3 separate regions of the Homo sapiens genome follow, and all the other regions are linked to region 2. A link is a loop called in an ENCODE intact Hi-C map of the cell type or tissue named here. Cell type or tissue: dorsolateral prefrontal cortex. All regions are shown on one strand.

Region 1 (8,000 bases), 140 kb after region 2:
CTCACAGCATTCCTAAGCCAACCTGCTGCCGTCATGCCACATTGTATGTTTCTCATGTCTTTCCTCTCTCCTTTACTCTCCAAGTTCTGATTTTAATTTTATTGTATCCATATTAATTTCTTTCTTCAATACTAAGAACAGTATTATTGACATAATAAGGTGGTCAAAATATTTGCTAAGTTAATTATTGATGGATGTCTTATATAATACAAATTTAACTGAAATATGCATACAGAAAATTACATAACTAAAGGTGTATAGCTAAACAGTTATTAACAATTAGGCACATTTATGTAACTAGTATGCAGAATAATAAGCAGGATATTACCAGCAACTCAGAATCTCCTTGGAGCTCTTTTTAATCATTATCCATTCGTGTCTCTCCCAAAGTCATACTACCTGGAATTCTAACACCATATATTAGTTATATTAGTTTTAATGGTTTTTTATCTTTGTATAAGTATAATCATATAATATGTATTATTTCAATGGGGCTTCATATATTCCACATTATGTTTTGGAGATTCATAAATATGGGTATATGTAATAATAATTTATTGACTGAACGCTTTTTGAAAGGCATCTTCTTTCTTTACTCTGGTAACATAATTTACAAGTGCAGAGTACAATTTTTTTTTTCTTTGAGATGGAGTCTCACTCTGTCACCCAGGCTGGAGTGCAATGGTGTGATCTCAGCTCACTGCAACCTCTGCCTCCCGGGTTCAAGTGATTCTCCTGCCTCAGCCACCTGAGTAGCTGGGATTACAGGCATGCGCCAACACACCTGGGTAGTTTTTGTATTTTTAGTAGAGATGGGTTTCACCACGTTGGTCAGGTTGGTCTCAAACTCCTGACCTCGGGATCCACCCGCCTCGGCCTCCCAAAGTGCTGGGATTACAGATGTGAGCCACTGCGCCTGGCCACAGTACAATTTTTTAATGAACAAAACTGATAAAATATGTTGGCGATATATGAAATTGAGTTAAGAAGCCTCGAAGTATAAGTATTATTCTTTTAATCAGCTTATTTTCGTATTGTTTCTTCCTCCTAAAAGATATATATTCTAAAATACTATAATTTTGATTACTCATGTTTAACTCTTTATTGTAGGAAAAGCATAACTGGTTAAATATTTGACATAACTATTTGATGTTGTTTTTTTATAAACAAAGCTAAAAGATAAAGTCATATATCAAATGTTAGAAGACGTTTTACAAAAATATAAACTTGTTCATGTATAGGTAATATTATTCTTCAAATGAATCTTTAATTACTTAAAAAAATATATATGTATGTATATATATATATATATATATATATATATATAAAATTTTGCTATCAGTAGTAGGGTCTTGAAAATGCCATTTTACTTCATTTCTTCATCTGTAAAATGGGCAGGGTTGTATGAACATAATTTTTCTAAAATTAAATAGTCCATGTAGGATTTACAGTCAGGCTGATGAAGTTCAAATCTAGTCTTTGAATCTTTGTAGGTGTCTGCTATTACACATGTGAGTAAACCTCTCTGTGTCACATTTACTAATATACAGTGAGGGTAATAATAGTATCTACCTCATATAGTTGTGAGGATTAAATGAGTTAATACATGAAAACAATGTAGAATATTCCCTGGCACATAAATATATATATTTCTGTGTCAAGTGTTCTTGCTATTGTTATTGTTATTACTTTACCAATATAACTACTTTGGCTTGCATAGATGGAAATTTCTTATTTGGCAAATGGAATTTGGGGAACTTTTATTTCAAGAGAAATATTTTTGAGAACTCTCAGTTTTTTTTTTTTTTTTTTTTTTTTTTTTTTAGTTTTAAATTCAGGGTTACAAGTGCAGGTTTGTTACATAGGTAAACTTATGTCATGGGGGTTTGTTGTACAGATTATTTCTTTATCTAGGTATTAAGCCTAGTACCCATTAGTTATTTTTCCTGATCCTCTTCCTCCTTCCACCCTCCACCCCACAAGAGACCCCACTGTGTGTTTTTTACCTCTATGTGTCCATGTATTCTCATCATTTAGTTTCCACCTATAAGTGAGAACATGTGGTATTTGGTTTTCTGTTCCTGTGTTAGTTTGCTAAGGATAATGGCCTCTAGCCCTCTATCCATGTCCCTGCAAAGGACGTGATCTCCTTCTTTTTTATGGCTGCATAGTGAGAATGCTCAGAATTCTTAATGATATTATTTGATCTTTGTGAAGATTATTTCATAAGACATCTTACAGATGAGGTCAGGTTAGAGTGGTATAAGGGAGGGACTTAAACATGCAGCCTTCGTACAAAGCAATGCAATTGAGTTTCATGATGAGAACATACAGAAGAGAAATACACACACACACACACACACACACACAGAAAGAGAGAGAGAGAGAGAGAGAGTCTATTTCTTCTTTTTCCTTATGTTATTATCTCAATCCAGGAATAATTTATCATATCTTATCTGGACTATTAAATTTTCTTTCTTTCTTTCTTTCCTTTCTTTCCTTCCTTCCTTCCTTTCCTTTCCTTCTTTCTTTCCTTCCTTCCTTCCTTCCTTCCTTCCTTCCTTCCTTCCTTCCTTCCTTCCTTCCTTTCTTTCTTTCTTTCTCTTTCTTTCTCTCTTTCTTTCTCTCTTTCTCTCTTTCTTTCTTTCTCCCTTTCTCTCTTTCTTTCTCTCTTTCTCTCTTTCTTTCTTTCTTTTTTGAGGGGCAATCCTCCCATCTCAGTCCCTGAGTAGCTGGGATGACAGATGTGTGCCACCATGCCTCGCTGATTTTTAAAGAATTTTTTTTGCAGAGGACAAGTTCTCACTATGTTGCTCTGTCTGGTCTTGAACTCTTGAGCTCAAACAATCCTCCCACCTTGGCCTCCCAAAGTGCTGGGATTACAGACGTGAGCCACCACACCCAGCCTGGACTATTGCTATTTGATAACTGGCTTTCTTGCTTTTAGTAACATCTCACAGAAATCCATTTTCCACTGCATTGCTTCTGTAACTAATTTCTAAGATGCAGGTCTGTTATTGTCATTCTCTTCATTATAATCCTATAGTGATTCTTCATTAGCTGTATAATAACATTCATGTTCCTTTGCTTGGCATCTAACTGTTCATTTTTTAAAAAATGTATTGAGTGGCTACCATGTGTCAGCAATACACAGGAAAAGTCCCTTATGAGCTCACCTTTGCCTTTCCTTTTATCTGCATTCTCCCCACTGTTCACTTGCAGTCCAAAACTACCTGGCACACTCTGGCCACACATGAGGGCTGCATCAGGCTCTCTGATTTTGCACATGCAGCATAATCCCCCATCCTAGCTTTGCAGTGAAACATTGGGCTGGCCCTTTTATTCTCTGAATTTCAGGCCTCTCATTCTCAAAAGTGTTACACTCTGAAATCTCTTCTAGATCTAAACTCTACAAATCTCAAAAACTTTAGATGTCAGATAGGAGAGAAAGTAGGTCTTTAGATGGATATTGGACTCTTGAGCAAACCCACAAAAACTATACTATATTTAAAATATACTATATAGTAAATTATTAACAGTATAGTAGAATAGTACATAATTTAAATATCATATGTTTAGCAGGGCACTGTAGCTCATGCCTATAATCTCAGCACTTTGGGAGGCTAAAGTGGGAGGATCACTTGAGGCCAGGAGTTTGAGACCCTGTCACCACAGAAAATTAAGAAAATTAGCCAGGCATGGTGATATGCACCTGTAGTCCCAGCTACTCAGGAGGCTGAGGTGGGAGGATTGCCTGAGGCCAGGAGTTTGAGGCTTCAGTGAGTTTTGATCATGCCACTGCACTCCAGCCTGGGCAACAGAGTGAGAGCCTGTTTATAATACATATCTGCGTCTCATGTGGTTGAAGACAAACAGGTGTAGTCAGGTCAGTGATTATTGATGTAAAGAAGCATTTGGAAGTCATGGGGAAATATCAGTACATTTTACAAGTATACTAAATTCTGTGCCACCTACATAACTTTTTTTTTTTTACCAACAGAAATTAGAAAATTAAAACCTTGAGCACCAATGCCCAATAAAACAAAAATCTGTTGAAACTAAACACAACGACTTGTCTCAGTGCTTCTGCCGTAGAGAAGAAGATGAGAGAAAAGATTGGGAATGGCCCAGCACAGTGGCTTATGCTTGTAATCTCGGCACTTTGGGAGTCTGAGGCAGGAGGATCATTTGAGGTCAGGAGTTCAAGACCGGCCTGGCCAACATGGTGAAACCCCATCTCTACTAAAAATACAAAAATTAGCCTGGTGTGGTGGCGTATGCCTGTAATCCCAGCTACTTGGGAGGCTGAGGCAGGATCATTGCTTGAACCTGGGAGGCGGAGATTGCAGTGAGCCAAGATCACACCACTGCACTCCAGCCTGGGCAATAGAGTGAGACTCAGGCTCAGAAAAAAAAAAAAAAAAGATTAGGAAGAACAGAGGTGTTATCCCGAAGGTAAAGGAGCTAAGAAATATTTTCCCCAAGTAGTTGGTAAAAATAAGTAAACGAATTAAATATATAAATGACAGGGACACATTAGAGGGATACCTGGAGGCAAAGGAGAAAGATGGAGAGATAGGAATTGAGGATGGATATACTGACATTGAGTAGCAGAAATTGGAAAATGTGGAAAGAGGATAACATGTATGATCCCCGAGGTGACAGAAAGATGCAGTGGAGAAGAAATACTTAGCAGATATTTCATTCAGCATGATGGCCTTATGCTCAAAATGTCAGCTCAAAACAGCTTGTTGTATTTTGAAGTAGGAAAGGGTGTGATCTCGAAGATGAGAACGGAAACATAAGGGATGGCAGTACACAGTGGCGTTGTGAAAGTGCAGGAGGTTCACATGGTCTTTGTAAGGCAGATGAATACATAATCCAACTTCTATCGTTTTAGAAAAAAATTACTTACTACTTTCTAGTTTTGTAGTGGCCTCATTTCACTATCAATTTCTTGACGCCTTTTACAATTACAATCCAGGAAATTGAACAGAAAATTTAGCATTCATACTAGACTCTATTGGCCATTCTTGTTCCACCTTCTCCAAATGTAGCCCTGTATCTCTACTATTTTTAAATATATAAAACTGTTCCTAAATTTGTAATATTTAGAATTTTGGAACTTTAAAATAAAAAATAAGAAAAGGTATCCAAAATCTACTTTTTTTTACATACTATTAGCTTTTTAAAAAAATGGAGAAACAAGGCTCCAAGGTACATAAACATCACATCTAATGACATAAAATTTACCCTCAAATCCATGTGTTACTTATTACTATTCATCTAACAGTAATTGCAGAGTTAAAATTCATAACCTCTATGTATTTTTTTCCATTTGATCTATTAAGGCCATGTCCATTAAAAGTATAATATTAAATTAGTAATTCTTATACAAAATTGAATAACTCTGATCTTATTGGATGCACATAAGCTAATTTAAAAGGAATTTCTAGTGAAACAACTGGAAAGTATTTCTCTTTCCATCCTTGCCTCTCCCTTTCCTTTGAGTGTTGCTGTATCAGGCCACGGGCCTGATGCAGTCGATAATAAAATCTGCCAGTTTTTATTTCTGTGGAGGAAGAATTATCAATAGGAAGTAAGAGAAGAATATGAAAAATAGTGGCTCTTGTTGGGAAATTAGCTCATCATAGTTAAATTCAATAAAACAAAGTACTTATATAAGATGCTGAGTGTCTAAAAATAACCATACTCTTCAAAATTAGCCAATGAAAGAAAAATGCTTTTAATTGTTGCTGTTTGCAATTTTTGTGGCATTTTTATTGTTTTCTTCAAATTTTTTAGTGCCAGATATAAATATCTCCATACATGAGACTAACCATTTTCACTGTAAACAGAGAACAAAGAACTGAATGTTTGTTGTGAAAAGCGCAGTCTATGAGGTGAATGCCCTAAGGGGAATGCGGACTTAAGAGGGGCTCCGTAACACACTTTCCCACCAACTTGGAGATGCTAAAATGAGTTGGTGAAATTTCCAGCAGTCTCTTCTCCTTCGTACAGCTCAGAATCCTCTCATCAATATTTCTTCCCACTATTAGAGAAACAAATAAAACTCATCTCTGCTGGGATTAATTTGCTGCAGCCTGAAGCATTGAGCCTCTACTGGCAACCACTACTGAGCTGAATAAGCAGCATCCCCGCATCTGTTGACAATATGAAATTGTTGCGGCAGCCAATATTCATAAGAAATGGCCTCCAGAATCCAAAGAGAATACGCTAGTCCATAACTATCAGGGTCTGACCACTGAAAGAATAGCATGTAATTCCAGATTTTCTAAGCTATATTTAAATGAGGGCTTCTTTTCTCTTTGGATCAGAATGTGGAGAAATTGTGTAGACCCAATTTTACTTGAACAGACCTAGATACAGAGCTGGTTTGGGCTGAAAATGCCTGAAGTTATTTCCAGCTGGACATAGACCTGTCTTATGAAACTGTGACATAAATAGCTGCTCTTTAGCAGACTGGTCACTCCTATTATGGAGCACTATTGGAACTGAAATAGAAAAAAAAGCAGATAAAGGGTTAGATCTCCAACTGCCTAATGGTTCAAAGAGCAGCGGCCTGGTTGTGGCACCATTTAAATTTGCAATTTTCTTGACATTTTGCATTTTATTTTAAATGTAAAACAATTTTCTTTGTGTATGTTTGTAACAATTTGGGTGGCTTAACTGATTTACTCCTTTCTTTCAATTAGTGAGTCTGTGATTATTATTATTACCATGTTAATTTTTTTTTAACTTTGTGCCTTGTGGGGAGGACAAAAAGTTACCCTATTCAGTAAGTGACGATGGGTTCCTGCTTATTCATTAGCCTCATTTTCTAAGTTGAAAACCTTTTAATCTACAAAGTATATATTTCTTTCTGGTTATGAAATACAGCAACATTTCACTGCTCTTGTTTTGTGGACATATTTAATTGTTAACATCTTAAATAACTGTGTAGGAGTCAATCTTCTGATCCTAACTGGTAGGACTGGTAGGATTTACCACATATTAAATTACATGGTCTTTAAAGTTTAAAGTTTTAGCATGCTAATTTTATTGGAATTTAAGGTAAGAAAAGCAATCCTAATAAATGAGATGTGTTTTGACTTTTCTATATGAACTCAGTTTCATTAATTGAGCTTCTAGAATAAATAGACCCAAAATTACCATGGTGCTTTAATAGGTATTACAGGTTCTATTTTACATATTATGTAGGGTCATGTATACATTATATATCACTGTGGAGTAATGATTGTCTTTCATTTATTTTCTTTCAGACCAATTTAGAATTATTAATTTTTCTATTATTGGTATCAAATCTAGGAAACAATGGTCCCTACAGTGTTGCAGACTTTAGATACAAGTCTTCTGTAAAATGCTGTTTGAACTTATTTAAACCTAATTCATGTGATGCCAAGTTTATCCTAAGGCTTGTGCTGGGGCAGGCATGCACATCAAGGAAAAACAAGAGCCAGTTCCCAAAGGGAGTGCAGACAGCTAAATTCTGTGGGGTTAGTTAACGCTAGGAGTCAATGCGGAATCCAGAGGGATGCTTCCGACTACGTTTTTATTGTTCTTTTTTTTTTTCCCTGAAATGGTCAAAGGGGCATGTGCTTGAACATGTGAGCCAGCAAAGCGTCTGCGGTTCTAATCCCCTAATTAGGCTATCATACACAGATGGTATTTAGTTCTTTTTTTTTTTTAAATGAATGAAAGCATGTGGTAATGATGTTCATGAATTTTTATAAGATAAAAAATGCTACTTCAGTTTTGCTTATATTTGCCTAACCTCGTATATAGGTCAAGCCATGAGTGGAAATATGTGAAATTTAATATAAATAGATGATGTCATTATGTGCAGTCAGCTTGTAGGCATGATATATGTGTAGACATACACATGCTCCCTGTCACACATATATCAACTCAGATCCAGTATACACGATTTAAAATTTGAGTTATTTTGGTAGAGAAATGAGACTTTCTCATGTCTTCAA
Region 2 (8,000 bases):
TAGTAGGAGTTCTAAAAGCCTAAAAGAAAGGAATTATATTTGCATCTTGTCCCTATAGCACACTTTACTGTTTCTTGCACATAGATGATGTTCACTAAGTGTTTATTTGCACGAGTGAGGAAAAGGAAGTAGATACAAAAGTTCTCAGATGCATTGAGTTTCACTTCTTATAGATCCGTAATGCCTTCTGAATACACGTTCTTGTCTTTGCATGCCATCTTTACCAATATAATAGACAGAAAATAGATACACTTTGGATGAGACAGGAAAAAGAAAGGACTAACACATATGAGTTGGTGATGATAGTCTTCATCAGGGGGCTGGCCAAAAGTTAGTTCCTTGAAGATACTTACTGCTGACTGTCCTCGGAAATATCATCTCTAGGCCGGGCGCGGCAGGGCTCACGCCTGTAATCCCAGCACTTTGGGAGGCCAAGGCGGGTGCATCACTAGGTCAGGAGATCGAGACCAACCTGGCTAACACGGTGAAACCCCGTCTCTACTAAAAATACAAAAAATTAGCCGGGAGTGGTGGCGGGCGCCTGTAGTCCCAGCTACTTGGGAGGCTGAGGCAGGAGAATGGCGTGAACCCGGGAGGCGGAGCTTGCAGTGAGCCGAGATCGCGCCACTGCACTCCAGCCTGGGCGACAAAGACAGACTCCGTCTCTAAAAAAAAAAAAAAAAAAAAAAAAAATCATCTCTAGGAGTGGAAGAGAGGGGATGGGTGTTGCTTACTGAAGTTGAGACATCAAGGGTGATATTAATATGGTTTGCATTCAATGAGATAAATGGCAAAAGAAATCTTGAGAGATACGAGCAAACTTCCAGAGACCAGGAGATCCATTTGGGGGAACAATGCAATAGGGATCCTTACACATATTCTTCATTATATTTAAAAGTATACCCCCATTACTAAGTGAAAGTTTGACATCTTTATTTAACGTACATTCAAATGATATGAGGATTTGAATTTTCTCTCTATCTTGCTCTCTTTCTCTCAAGTACTACACTTTAGTGTTTGTTTTCTATTACTAGGTAAGCTTCTCTTAAAAGTATTTTGTATTCCAAGAAAAAAGAGATATATTCTATGTTTTTCACTAAATATCCTTTAGCAAGACCAAATCGATGTATGCTTTTCAGCTTTGACTGCCCATTCATATTTTTACTGCTGAAAAGATTTTGGTTGGAGTCTTTGAATTCTTATCTCCAGGCTGTTTACTGAATTTATAGTCAGTTTTCTCAGGATTAGACTATCTTTCACTTTCAAAGATAGGTGCTGTTAACCAGAGTTTCCACAAAATGTCGCTCTAAGGTCGTTGGTTGCACCAGCAGCAACCAAAATCAATGTACAATTTGCTTTTAAATTTTTATCTTCCATTAGGTAATGAATGTGCTCACCTGAAAAGACATGGAAAAGCACAACACTATGTAGAAAAGAGCAAATCCTCCTTCTCTGCCCTATCCATTGCGCAGTTCTGTCCTCCAGAGGCAACCACCGAAAGCAGCTTCTTACATGTACTGCTAGACACCAAATAATTTTTTTTGAAGTTATGGTACACAACTCTGTAGATATTAATTCTGCCATTTATTCAGCATTCGGCATGTTAGGTATTTCACATAGTGTGTCTTTTTATTTATTTATTTATTTATTTAAGACGGAGTCTCGCTCTGTCGCCCAGGCTGGAGTGCAGTGGCAAGTTATCTCGGCTCACTGCAACCTCCGCCTCCTGGGCTCAAGCAATTCTTCTGTCTTAGCCTCCCGAGCAGCTGGGGCTACAGGCGAACGCCACCACGCCCGGCTAATTTTTGAATTTTTAGTAGAGACGGGGTTTCACCATATTGGTCAGGCTGGTCTCGAACTCCAGACCTTAAATGATCCGCCCGCTTGGGCCTCCCAAAGTGCTGAGATTACAGGTGTGAGCCACAGCGCCTGGCCACTGTGTCCTATTTAAAAGAAAGAAAGAAAAATGACTGACTCAATGAATGAATGCCTTTCAGACGTGTCAGGTTTGTTTTGCTTTGTGTATTTTTTGTTAATGCAATAAAATATCTCGAGAACAGAAACAGAGAAGAGAAAACAGACCTGGTCACAGAGCTATAACTGGCAGGTTGGGATTTCAGGGCGGGTATACTGAGTGTCAAACCTATGCCTGACTAGCTTCTCCTAACTGCAAACTCTGGGCTTGTCAAGATTGTTTTTTGCATTTGTTTCTCTCTCTCTTAAAATTACATCCCCATTGTTAGCTTTCTAATGTGTGGAGTATGAAGTTGAAAGAGAGAGTTTCAACTGAAACATGAGGAAATGATCCCAAGGCCCAACCCTGTGCCTTATGATTTGGATATCTTTTCTACAAGACCTTCAACAACTGCAACTTAAAAGAAAAGGATGGTTGTAAGAGACTGCCCATCTACTGATATGTTCTGGATAGTTCTCTGTTTACCTCCTGTCCTAAAGCCATGTTGCTCAAAATTGATTTTTTTTTTTTAAATGGGAATGGGGAGAAGTGAGAGTGGAGTTGAGAGTTTATTCCAATTCCTGGAAGCGGCAAGGAAGAGGTTAAGTTGGACCAGGAGGATTTTTGAAGTCTTTGGCTGGGAGGTTCCATTTGGAGAAAGGTGCAGGGGAGCTAGGGGTGGCGAGAGAAACAAGACAGTTTCTCATTCGCCTGGATTTCCGATTCCGAGCAATTGGATTCTCACCTGAGGGCGCAGTTGGGCACCCCTGGCTTGTGGATGGAAATATTGAGGAGCAGAACTTGCCTGACCAGCGCCTGGAGAATAGAGTGAAGCATGGAAAGGACCACGCGGCCCCTTTAAGTATTATCGGGCCGGGGAGGAGAGGGAGGGAACTGGGAGCCGCGGGGACTGTGGGGGAAACCCACAAGCAATTGAGCTGGAGAGGAGGCAGCGTGAGAGCAGAAACTTCAGACGCCGCTGATCCGGGAGGAGCTGGGGTGAGCCGCGGCGGCCGTCTCTCCCACCCGCAGCAGCATCCTCTCTGCCCTTCTCTGCCACCCCGGGGAGAGCCGGGAGCTGCCTCTTTACAGCTTCCACGAGCCAGGGGTGCAGGCAGCTGCCCCCAGGAAGTTTGGGCTTCTGCGTAGTTTAGGGGTGCCTGCGAGCGCCCCAGAGGGCGAGGGGCCGAGGGCGATGTTGGGCGCCGCGCGGGGCTGGGGGCGCCCAGAAGACGTGCGAGTGTCCGCGGTCCTGCTGCTGTCTCCAGTACCCTCCGCATCCCCCAAGTGATGGGAACAAGGGCCCGCCCAGGCAGCCGCTGTCGCCGCACCGCCCCCTCGCTCGCTCTCTGCGCGCGGAGTCACCCAGTCACACTCCCGGCACCCCGAGCCCTTCCTCCGGAGCTGCTGCTTCTACTTTGGCTGCTATCGCCGCCGCCGCGGGTGGCCCGCTGCTGACTGGGCTCGCCGGGAGACGGAGAAGCACTTTTTGGCCCTCCCTCAGCAGCTCTCACACCCCAACTTTGCCGCCGCCGCCGCGCCTGCCCTCGCAGCGGCGCTCGGCCGCACATTGTGGGGGCGCACGCCGGGAGGCTCCGCAAGACCGTGGAGGCAGGAAACGGCACTACTGCGCTTCTGCCTCGGCTCTTTGTTGTTCGCTTTGGATGGTTCTTGAAAGTGTCTGAGCCTCCTCGGAAATCCTGGGGCCGGAGAAGACAAACCTTGGAATTCTTCCTCTGCAAAAGTCTCTGAGATACTGACAAGCGTCCGGAAAGGTCGACGAGTAATTGCCCTGAAAACTCTTGGCTAATTGACCCACGTTGCTTATATTAAGCCTTTGTGTGTGGTGTGTGGCTTCATACATTTGGGGACCCTATTTCCACTCCCTCCTCTTGGCATGAGACTGTATACAGGATCCACCCGAGGACAATGATTGCGGAGCCCGCTCACTTTTACCTGTTTGGATTAATATGTCTCTGTTCAGGTAACCCCGCGTCTTCTTTCTTCACCCTTGATCCTCCCTGTTCGCCCCCTCTCCACTTTGCACGATCAAACCCAGAAGTGTATTTTGGTTACCCCTCCCTCCTAAGGCCGGAGGGGCTCGATTCCTGCTAGACTTTTAGGCGAAAATGTTCCTAGTTCGCATTTGGGGTTGTCTCTTTTTCCCCACTCCCCAAAACCTCCCCTCCACCCCTGAACCTCCTCAAGACTCTTTGCAGATCTCGGCCTTTTGCCAAGTTCAGGGCACGCCCAGATTACTCTGGGCAAACGCACGTCTAAGCACTAGGGTGGGAGGAGGCAGCGGCTGGCAGTGAGCTAGGGCCCCCAGGATGAGCCGAAGTGAGTATCAGCCGCCGGCTGCTTCCCTGGGGAGGGAAATGTGCGCCCTGGGAGCTTGTGGCCCGCAGGCTTGCCAGGATTCCTGAGCCTAGTCCTCTCTAGCCCCTCCTCTTCCGAGCACAAGGGGTTATTAGTAGTTGTTTTATGTAACCAAAGTCTGTAATTAAATTTGATTCTGAAGAAGCTTCACGAAATAACTCCTTCTTAAGGTAGGATATAAAATAGCCACTGCCTCGCTGGGTTTAGAAGGAAAACAGGCGGTTGCAAGCATCGGAAAGGGGAGTTGCCTGGGGATTCTCATTGGCGAAAGAAAACTGAATTTGGGATGTTTAGGATTAATTAAATAATACTGAAATTCCATATGAAGTGTTGGAAGGATGCTGAAACGGGGCCCTTCTGACATAAGAGTACACACTGTATCTACACTTGTAAATAGTTTTCATACACTCCCTAGGAAACTTTTTTACTGTGGGTGAACTGAGCCACGACTCAACTTCTGTTTCTTTCCTTTTGGTAGATTCTGGTTTCAATCACGGATCCGATTTCAGGCTTTAAAACACACACACACACACACACACACACACACACACACACACACACTGCACCTCGGAATTTTTATAGTCACATTCGCATACTGAGCTTCAAATTGCATCAGGGCTTATCGGTAAGAGTCACTCAGTTTGCACAATTATGAAACGATTTTAAAGGTTAGTTTGAGCTTTTGTGGTCTATGGTTATCATTTATGTTTTGACCAGGGATTTTACTTAAGACAGTTAACAGAGTAAGAAAAGGGGGGAAAAAAACCACATACGTCAGCTAAATGATAGCGAATAAACCCCTAAAAGAATTTTAGCCTGTGAATTGTGCCTGCTGGCTGAAAGTTACAAGGAAGATTTGCAACTAAAGTAAATTTTAAAAATTATTAAATTGTTACTTCTTTAAAGAAAACAGAAAGTGAAGTTTCAACCTGGTATATCTCATGTACGTCACAGTGGAGGGATGAGTAGACTAACTCCTCGAGGTTGTCATTCCCCACTTCCAGCTTCTCCTTCTGTAATGCCTTATTTTTCCTTAGTTTGCATATCGGAGTAATTGAATAGTCCCTCCAGTCCCCCACCCCTAGCTATGGATGCAAATCAAAAACATTAAAATCTGATCTCTCTATTTGCCTCCCTTGGCTGTGTCTCTGCCTAGTTTAATTTACAGCTTCAGATACCTTTGAGATTTCTGTTGATTCACCTTTCTGGTTAAAGTTTATTTACGTGTGTAAAGTGAAGTGTCATTGTGATAAATGACTGGAGGGGCAGATTACTGAAGATAGGGGGATTAATGGTCATTAGTCACTGTTTGAGTTGAGTTTGTATATGTTGGAACATTTTATCATGGCTGTAGATTAAAGATAGGGTCACATTAATAAGGTATCACTGAAAGTTGGTCGTGTCAACTTGGAAGTTCTGTCTTCACTTGGAGAATTATTTGGGAAGTACTGTCCTATTAGATTTAATAATTTGAGTAGTAGATATCTGAGGATTGCAATTTGAATAGATATGAGACAATTATAATGTTAGAGCTACACTGATTTCTAGCTTTTAGAAATCTAAAATTTCTAGTTTTTCTGTTTCTAATTTAATTTTCCATTTAAGCCATTGATGATTTTTGTAAACCTAAGTTTTTCCTATAGGTGTGCCTATCTGCTTTGCCACTTTTCAGGACAAAAGCTTCTTTCTAAAGTGCTCCCTCATACATAACCTGAAGCTTTTTATTCCTCTGATCACTTTCGCTCATGCTGTGAATCTGAACTTGGGAGGCCAAACTATTGAGCTAGTAGGGTGATTTCATGACAGTGTTCAGTTATAAAGCAACACTATCGATTTGAATAATACTTCACAGAACTCAAGTGACTAGAAACCTGGGTGTGTTGAAGACACCTGGTCAGAGAATGAATGAAGTTCTTGAAAGATTGTGTTTCATGTCTTGCCCCAAGCCTAAGATCACAGTCTATCACTTGTTAATGGAGTGTATTTAAGAGAAATGTGGTGAGCTTAAATAAATCAAAGTGTACTGAGGGGATAACTTACCTTCAACAAGATTTAACCTGTAAAAGCATCTATTGGTTGTCAGTTCTTTTTTTCTTTTTTCTTTTCTTCCTTTTTTAACTGCCTGCCAACTTAACAAAGTCCAACAGTTTTCTTCAAACAGATTATAAACTCCATTTTGGTATGTTGATGGCATGCTTAGTACTAAGTCTTGTGCTTAAGAGTGTTCACTTCTCATAGCCTTTTATCTATTAACTTGATGCTACAAAAAATAACCTTTCATTCAATGAAACTGAGATTTATAAAAAGTGGTTATTCCTTCAGAAATTCATTTTTCAGGTAGATTCCTTTAATTACTTGGTCTATCTGCCTTTTCTATGGACAGACAGACTTCTGGTGAGTTTGCGGGGTGGGAGGGTGCAGGAGAGGTAGCCTTGAAACGAATCCATGTGATCTCTCAGGATCTGATTCTAAACATCTTTTCCTTCATAGACTTGCTCAAATCCACTTGCTTAAAACCTGCTTTTAAGTGAAAAACTAATTGAATTTCAGTTCAAACTTAGGATGAGATTTGAATTTCAAATAAATGATAGTTTACTGGTACTTTCTTTTTCTTGTTTTTTTGGGGGGGGGCGTGGGGGAGGGTTTCTCTTGGGAAGAGGAACTTTTTTAAATAAGTTTCACTATTTGAGCCAATTGTCTGGTCTCTGGTCTCTCTTCCTCTTTCCCTCCTTCCATCTTGCTTTCTGGTAAGATTGTTGTGTAGTTCCGATACGATCTGGCTAGTTTCTTTATAACCTTTCTGGCTTTTAAATGTACATACTTGAATACTGTGATATCTTTTAAAATATCTTTATTTCTTGATAATGGGCATTATAATGCATAAGACATTTGTGATTTAAAGGTCTTAGAACAGAAAGTTTACCTGAAGTTTTTTCTTAGTCTTTGCTACAACAAATGAAATATTCTTATGTAATTTAAAGTGGTACAGAATGCTAAATTTCAGACTAACAATGACCATTTATTTTTCGTTTTTACATTGACTAGATATTTCTAATTTAAAATAATGGGCAACTGGAATCCTGTGGGAAGGAAACAGGATAACAGCTTCTCAGTGAAGACTATAAGTGGTTGAATCTTTATTTATTATCATCTGTGTTAATAAAAGATGTTAAGGTGATACTTAGGTTAATTTCTGACCTTTAAAAAAATGTTTAATTTTAAAAACAAAAATATAAACTGCCCTGCAAGCTCGATTTCATATAGGAAAATATAAGGAAAGCAAAGTTATCATTCAATTTAAAATTAGGCCTAAGGTAATCTATAGACTACAGGAAAGAAAGGCACCAAAAAGAAACATAAAGAAATAAAAAGCAGAAGTCTGGAGAAGTGTAGTAGAAACTGAGCTGCAGAATTAAGCTAGTTTAAGATATAGGCAGGGATACAGTGGAAGTAGACAGAGCAGCCAAGTGGGAGTGTGCCCTCTGACCACACACAGCACATGAAGCAAATCCAAACAGTGGATTTCTTTTTCTTTTTTTGAAATGGAGTCTCACCCTGTCGCCCAGGCTGGAGTGTGGTGGTGTGATCTTGGCTCACTGCAACCTCTGCCTCCTGGGTTCACGTGATTCTCCTGCCTCAGCCTCCTGAGTAGCTGAAATTGCAGATG
Region 3 (8,000 bases), 290 kb after region 2:
AGAGGCATTCTTCTTCATAGAAATGTATGTGGGATATTTACCTTACAACATTAGTCCTACAGACAACACATGCAAATATGAAATGTAAACATACACATTGTTTTTTTTCTGCTGACAGTTACATGGACTAATGGCCATTAGGTTGGATGTCCAGATTGGTTAGGCTTAAATATGGGGTGTGCTGGAAGGGGGAACTTCAATGTAATATGCTTAAGGAGGTCCATGGATAGCACCTATTTGTTCTTCCAGCCATTCAGTTTGGGGATCTATACGTTTTAAAAATATTGTGAATTTGTAGTTTATGGCGTGAGAAGCAAAGAAAATATAAGCTGTTGTTCTCTATCTCAAAGAAAGCCCTCTATAGAAGCTTTACTTTGGATCTATGTAGAATGAGCTTCAGTGTACTTACCAAATGATCTGGAGCAAGTTTTGATACTCTCAGAGCCTTAATTTTCTAATCCAAAATATAGGAAAATACACCTTGTGAGAATGTTTTCGACGTTAAAAATAATGCATGTAACAATGCTATGTATATAGCTGGTGTTGGTATATCACAGTTCTCATTAATTAAAACAATACCAGTAATACAGATTGTTGCTTAAATACATTGGCACATTTATTAAATTGACCACAGATTCACTGATGCATTTTTCGTGTACTGCAGGAAGAACTGTCAAAAGCGGTTTACACACAGGACATAATGTTTTTCAGATGTTAAGCTTTTGCAATTCTTAAGTTCTTTAAAATTTCTATAGAAACACCAGAGAATTTAAATACATTTGTTATTTTAGTATGGAGTGGTCAGAATTTGAATTTGTCTGCTATAATGCAGTATAAAATAGTGTGCTTTTCACATAAATTTGAAGATATTCAGCATTTTTTTTCAGAAGAGATGACTGAAATCATAAGAATTCTGTATGTCCAATCTCTTAGATTGTGAACAATTCTGATAGTGTACTTTCTATGTAAGTGCTGTGTTTTTAAATGTTAAAACTAGGAGAAAGTTTTTGCCATCACAGAACATATATTCTATGCAGAAGAAAGGCAGGAAATGTCAGATCAAGCTTTTTTCATTGATTTTACTTTGTTCTTTAATCTTCACACTGACTGATATAACTTCTAGTGCAGGCTTTCCCATCCCTAAATGCTGGAACTCTTAAGATCGGTTTATATGGAAGCAACCTAGGATGCACAAGATTCTGATTTTTCAGCTCAAAGTTCCAACAGTATATCCTAGACGTAGGTTAGAAGCCATATAAAACACTCATATCCCTTATTACAATTAATACCGTTTGTATTACATTTTCTGTTCAGCATGCTTTTGTCTTGGCTATGGAATGGAACCATTTATGACTAAGAAAGAACATTCCAAATAAATATCCCTCCAAACAGTTTTTACAATACTCTTTACACAGATCATTTTCTCTTTTATTTTGTTTTCACCAATAACTATAGAAATAGAAATGGTCAGGATGAGTTTATTTTTATTTCTTATTTGTCCATGAGTTAATTATTAGTTCTCAGGAAATAGCAAAAGTACCTATTGATAATTTTGAAGTTTAATGTAGCCCACCAGAAAGCTCCTTTTTAAGCGCTAGGTCAGACCTGTCTTTCTAAGGTCGTATTTTCTTCCTCACATTGAAGAATTAGCCTACTTGCTTCCTCTAAGGATGTATGTAGAAATATTTTAATTCATGTTAACATGTGTATTGTTGGAAGATATGGGATTTATTTATGTTTTGAACGTGTTTTCCATAGGAAATGAGGCACAAATTTGCCAAGTGAGTGAGCTACATTCTAGCATAATCTCGTGTTCAACAAAGGAGGGTGAAGCAACTGGCCATATGGATATTGAATCTCTTACCCTGGTCTGATGAGCCCTAACTTCTGATTAATCAATTAAGCTTGTCACTTGCAAGCTCTTCTTTTTCTCCTTTGACTCTTTGGGATTAAAATACCACAGAATGTGTGTGAGTGTTTACTTCAATTTGTAGCTATTTTAGGAATATTTCTTCTTCTGTAGAATCTTAATTAGTAATATTAAATGCTGTTTATATTTTTGAATAAAAAATGCATTTCTGTAAAGTAAAATTGGTCAATCTATATCAAGGAATCCCTTGCATACCCAACCTTGATTTGACTTTGCCATGGTTATGAGTCTTCTACAGAATGTAAGTCAATGTAAATTTCAAGGGTAACAAGTTATACGTGGTCTCTGGAAAAGGCTTTATCTTAGCAAGCATTTGGTAGTGAGGGAATTTCTCACACTGGACCAAACTATAGAGCTAAGTATAAGAACCCAGAGAGAGGAAAAGGGATTTACTGTTGGCAAAGTATTTTCAGCTGGTGTACTTGTAATTCAAAAGAGCCAAGAGTTTGAAAATAAGCTTTTCTCCCCTCAAATACTATGAACATTTGTCATCTTTATTTCTAGAGTATAGTCATAATTCCCTTGTAGATTTTTATTTCAGGCTGTCTTAGCTGTGACTGTATGTAAATTCAGAATTAGAGCCAGATGGTTGGAAGAGGTGATAAAAAGCAAACCTGGTTTTGTGGGAAAGTGAAAATTGCCCATAAGACTTTGTTTTTTACCTTTAAAACAGCAGGACACTGTTTCATGAGACCTGTGAAGGAAATAATACATTAACTTTAATAGCTATAAGCTAAATCAATTTTTCATATTAAGGCTGAATGCTACCATGTAATCTACCTAGAATTTTCATAGAGGTAAAAATCAATTAGCTTTCTTACTTTTAGAAGATAGCTAGCAAAGGCTAAAACCACTCTTTATATTGCCTCCTTTTATAGGATTCACTTTGGGGTTCTAGTCTTAATAATTTGGGAACCAGACACCTGGGGAAATCTGCTAAAAAGCCTTCACTGTTTCATCTGCTCTCCATTTCATCAGCACTCAGCAGTTGTCTGTTCCTGGTTAATACTATAAATTAGAAGGGGCTTTCCTGGTTGATTGCTTTAGGCTACGTACCTCTGTCTAGCCCAGGAAAATGGGTGTCCAGCAGAAAAATGCCATACCCAAGGCTTCATATTGTCTTTGAGCTACACCTAAGCAAGCAAAATTGTTGTGTTTAAAGAGGGCTGTGTTACTTCTTTCTATTATTACTTATTAAAATTAGGAATCATGAAAAGGATCTCTGGTGATATACATTGGATAGAGAGCAAGATACTAATTTATACTTTCACAAAGAAAATCATCCTTTCCTTTAACTATGTCTGTCTGCAGGGTGGCTCCCACTTACGTGCAATTAGCAACACAGCTCTTCCTGATGTAGTCTATAATCAAATTATCATAGGTGTGCTTCTGCAGCAGCAAACAGCCAACTACCAATTTATCAATTGTTATGAGGAAGAAATGAGAAATTTAGGAGGAGAAATGGAAATAGCAGAGAAGTGCAGCTGCCAGAGTCCTAGGCGGGGACTCTCCCAGGCCTGTGTTCTCAGCTGGCAGCTCACCAAGCTGTGCAAAGAGCCACGTGTTCCCACTGGGATAATTGCTTTTTCTGCATAAGTCTCTTGTTGCTTCTCTCTGATGATCAAGTGTGTTTAAACTCCTGGCTGAATTCATGTTGGTTTTCAAATGGTATTGTAAAGTGTACCAGGAAACAAATGAAACGGGATCATGTTCTCTTGTGTGTATGTAGCCCAGGCAAATATGGGACGCCAATGGAGAGATCCTAATTGCCTATTTTTCCTCTCAATTCCACTCCTAAGAGAGTAGTTGAAAGACCTGAAACAAGTTATGGCTTTTCTTCATGCAATGCTGTCCTTTTTTATGTCACCAGGAATTTTTAGAATGGTCATTTGATTGCTTTCAATTTATCATTCTCATATTTTCTTTACAATGTGTGTGTACTTGCCCCGGTGTCCTTTTGTTATATAAAACATTTTTTGTGCAAACCCCAGGAACATTATTTACACTTTGAGTAGGCTGTAAATGATGAAATACCCTTCACTTGAGAATAGACTAGTGAATAATTTGTAAAATCTAGGTACTTTTTACAGTTTAATTGAAAGCTGACTAATCTGGGTTTTTTTTTTTTATAACCTAGAAGAAAAAACAAAATCTTATGAATATTGGTATACAATCTGTTTTCCTTAGTTTCATCCATCTTGGGGTACAGTGCTGTCATTTTGTGTTATGAGTTCATATTGGACTGGTCTTGAGTTAAAGACAAGTTTACCCGACAGCCTGTGAACGCACAGCATGAAACCAGATCATATCTAATCAAGAGACTCGAGTGGGAAATAATTAAAATAATGCATTTCTCCTTCCTCCTTTTCCTTCTCCTCCTCCTTCCCCTTTCTCTCTCTTTTAGGGCTCTGTGAACCAGAAGAAAATAGGAATAGAGGGAGGTAAGAAATTTTGGGAAAATGAAGCAAGAATCAATAGCTTTTATAAAAAATAGAAAGATCAAAAAATCTTTAATAAACTTTGCTAACCAAGAAGAACTGTGATTTGGCTGAGGTTTATTGTTTATTTAATCTAAAATAAAATATTTGCTTTGATATTTAAATATAAAATCATTTTGTCATAAATACATAGAATTTTAAAATTATTTTGTGAGATTAGTACAAATAAATATATAAAATATACATGTTTATAGAATATATAAAAATGAATTTCTTGAAATTTGTTCTTACACTTAGAAGTATTGGTCACTAGATCAGTAAATATAAGTTTCTCTCTATCAATGATTTTTGATGGTGATGGTTTTGAATCGATTTATGAACAATTTACATTTTTATCTGATAGCTAACTACATTAAAATGTAGGTCTTAAAGACAAAATTATTAATGTGTATGTTCAGAAATATAATTAAACCATAGTTAACAAAAACATGAAATTATTTAATAAGAGATGTAGTTTTTTTCTGAGACGGAGTCTCGCTCTGTCGCCCAGGCTGGAGTACAGTGGTTCGATCTCGGCTCACTGCAAGCTCCGCCTCCTGGGTTCACGCCATTCTCCTGCCTCAGCCTCCCGAGTAGCTGGGACTACAGGTGCCGCCACCACGCCCGGATAATTTTTTGTATTTTTAGTGGAGACAGGGTTTCACCGTGTTAGCCAGGATGGTCTCAATCTCCTGACCTTGTGATCCGCCCGCCTCGGCCTCCCAGAGTGCTGGGATTACAGGCATGAGCCACCGCGCCCGGCCGAGATGTAGTTTTTTAAAGTATTCTTTTTGCACTACCTACCTGGGACTATGACAAGGAAATATTATAAAATAAGAAATACTGTATTTTCTTTTATATTATATAATATCTGAATTATATGAATTATTTTACTTGATTATATATTTTTATGTTACTATGATACTTTTGGGATTGATTATCCAATTCTTTGTCTGTCATTTGTACAAAATAATTATGGTACTAGCAATGTTTTTGCTTAATTAGAAGGCAATAAAGCATGATTATTTTTGAAAAATAGGATGGCATGCATTAGAAAATATGAATGTTTTAATCTGAACTGTCTAACATTAAAGGCTGATATTATTCTTGTAGCCAGATTGGAAAGTAATGGGTATTACTTTACCTCCTCCTATTCTCTGCACCCTCCTCAAACAAGTTATTTTTTCTGGATTGTTACTGTTGTTGTTGTTGTTGTTACTAATTTGATGCCAAAATTTAAAGAAAGAAAAGCCGTTATTGTTGTGACTCTTCTTCAAATGTTTCTGTTGAAAGGAGTCCTTAGGGATCATCTAAAACTGTACTGCAGCTGATTTCACCAAGGGGAATGTCTGGGGGCTATGACTGGCCATCTGGGTTACCTGCATCTCATTGTTGTTAAGAAGCCACGCCAGGCACATCTGTAGTTCACAACAGCTTGCTCTCTATTCTCTAGGTCAAAGATCCAGGCAGAATTGACAGCATTTCTATGAAGAGATATTCTGCTCAAGGAGAGTTAGTGGTGAATTGTTTAAGGATGATACGCTAGACTATCATTCAAAACCTCTCATCTCACTTAATTTGCAAAATAGTATGAAAACGGGTTGGTGGTAAAGAATCAAGTTTTTTTCTGAAAAAATAATTTCTAAACTCAGGTGCTTTAGACAACTTCATTCTTCATGTGAATCCCACTCGTCAAGCCCTTACTACTGTAAATCAATATTTTCAAACCTTTAATCTTTTAGAAAATTGTAAAAATTTAGTACTGCATAATTTCTTATTGGTATGATGATGCCTATGTGTGTCTTATCTGTATTAGTTGAAACATATTTCTCTTTTAGCATTATAATCAATATTCTATTATTCATTGTTTTGATGTATTTTTAAATAGTATTTTTAGTAAAGCACAGATTTTGCATGTAAAATATATTAAAGGAAATGAGATAAATTCTATGACAGTTTGGTGGTTAGCAATTTGAAATCATCTTTGAAGCCCTTAATATAATTAGCGGTTTTGTTTTTGGTCTGTTGAATTCAAGTCACATTAGGTTAATGTAATTAAAAGCAGAAAAGAATTTGTGTAGCCAAACTAGTTAATTAGCTCCAGTCTGTTCACTGTGTTAACCTAGAGGTGTATGGATAACATTGTGGGGGTGATGTCTGAAAAAAAAAAAAAATTCCTGTGTAACAGATACTGCAAATCATCTGACTTGCTTTAGGGTAGAAAATGAAGACATCACAAGGAGTTCATTTTAAGTTCATCTTTATTTCTGATTGTGAGCACTGATTTCAGGGTAAGCTGTGTACTCTCGGATAACCCAATCAAAAAACTTATGAATTTATGTTTTAAAAGGGAACTGAACAAAAAAAGTTTACTGAATTTACTTTTTTAAAGGCAGTATATTTCTTTGTGTGCAAAGTTAAATTTTGTTTCTTGTATTCTGGAAATAAGAATACTGATGCTAGTTTTTCCATGCTAACCAGAGACATAAAGTGGTTTTCTCCACTTTTGGTAGAAAAGCTACATCTTAAACCTGATTATTCTCTATAATTATTCAGTAAGCAATTCAGTAAAGGAGATGAAGGCAGGATTTCCTACTGCTCAGAGAAGTCTTTACCCCTAAAAAAAGTAGTCATTTCTAGTTTTTTACAGGGAAAATTCCTGATATATAAAAATCATATGTATTAAACACATCAAGAATTTTTACATTTTGACATCTCTAAAACATTTTTTTTAACCTGAGACTATTACAAAGAAAAATAGGAAGTTTAAATATATTTGAAACTTTAAAATTCTTTATCTTCTTTTCCTCTCTCCTCTCTGTCTCTTTCCCAAAAAGGAGCAAGACCAGTGGGACATTTTTTTGTTTTGCTTTGCTTTCATCAAGTATGTTTATAGCTAAGGGCCTCTTTAAGCACTGTCTAGCGCTTATGGAAATGTGGGCTTCTAATGTGGTTACTATTGTGGGCTGGTAAGGTATATGGTAATGAGGAAGGAAGACCTCTGCCTTGAATTTTTGACATAGGCTAAATGCCAGCATATTGTCTGAAAGTTTAACATGTTCTGCTTCTCCACTACCCGGATTATGTTAATTGAATAGTGCTCCAGCAGTTCAGTGTTTAACATTGTGTCTGTTCATTACACAAACTAGTTTTTGATAGGTTTACAATTCGACTGTCAAATCCAGCCGCAGGAAGAGACCTGCCAAGAAATATTTTAGCTTATTTTAAATAGTGCTGTTTTCACATTTATAGTGTTTTGTTTGTGTTAGACATATTTTTCTTCCCTATGTAGACAGAGAAAATGTTCATTTTTGGCTTACATAGGGGCACCACAGTTTAAAATGTATAAACTCACCCTAAATTTACAATCAGTATTTTTATATGACTCAACATAAGATGTTGATTTCTTTTTGCTTTTTTTGTGTGTGTGACAGAGTCTCACTCTGTCGCCCAGGCTGGAGTGTAGTAGCATGATTTCGGCTCACTGCAACCTCTGCCTCACAGCTTCAAGCAATTCTCCTGCCTCAGCCTCCAGAGTAGGTGGGACTACACGCATGTGCCAGCACACCAGGCTTTTTTTTTTTTTTTTTTTT

What was found. Peaks named below come from ENCODE experiments on the same cell type or tissue, not always from the same donor. Only the 100,000 strongest peaks of a DNase experiment are listed, where the experiment ranks them.
Region 1: it touches region 2 in a loop (4-fold over the local background); 10 of 110 quality-filtered maps call a loop at or near these places.
Region 3: a loop joins it to region 2, with 2.7 times the contacts of the local background. A loop is called at or near these places in 4 of 110 quality-filtered maps.

Annotation. Positions count from the first base shown.
Region 1 is chr3:78,879,237-78,887,236 of GRCh38, reverse strand. All of the region lies in intron 4 of ROBO1 (roundabout guidance receptor 1), which reads left to right. Among named protein-coding and RNA genes, the nearest start is that of MIR3923, 620 kb to the left of the region's middle. In dorsolateral prefrontal cortex, no CTCF peak of the experiment used is centred here; no DNase peak of the experiment used is centred here; H3K4me3 peaks cover 1,412 bases; H3K27ac peaks cover 3,336 bases.
Region 2 is chr3:79,014,345-79,022,344 of GRCh38, reverse strand. All of the region lies in intron 3 of ROBO1 (roundabout guidance receptor 1), which reads left to right. Among named protein-coding and RNA genes, the nearest start is that of MIR3923, 490 kb to the left of the region's middle. In dorsolateral prefrontal cortex, a CTCF peak has its summit at 3,428; DNase peaks (open chromatin) are centred at 2,854, 3,434 and 4,284; H3K4me3 peaks cover 5,707 bases; H3K27ac peaks cover 5,566 bases.
Region 3 is chr3:78,724,516-78,732,515 of GRCh38, reverse strand. All of the region lies in intron 5 of ROBO1 (roundabout guidance receptor 1), which reads left to right. Among named protein-coding and RNA genes, the nearest start is that of LINC02077, 680 kb to the right of the region's middle. In dorsolateral prefrontal cortex, no CTCF peak of the experiment used is centred here; a DNase peak (open chromatin) is centred at 3,455; H3K4me3 peaks cover 2,537 bases; H3K27ac peaks cover 6,329 bases.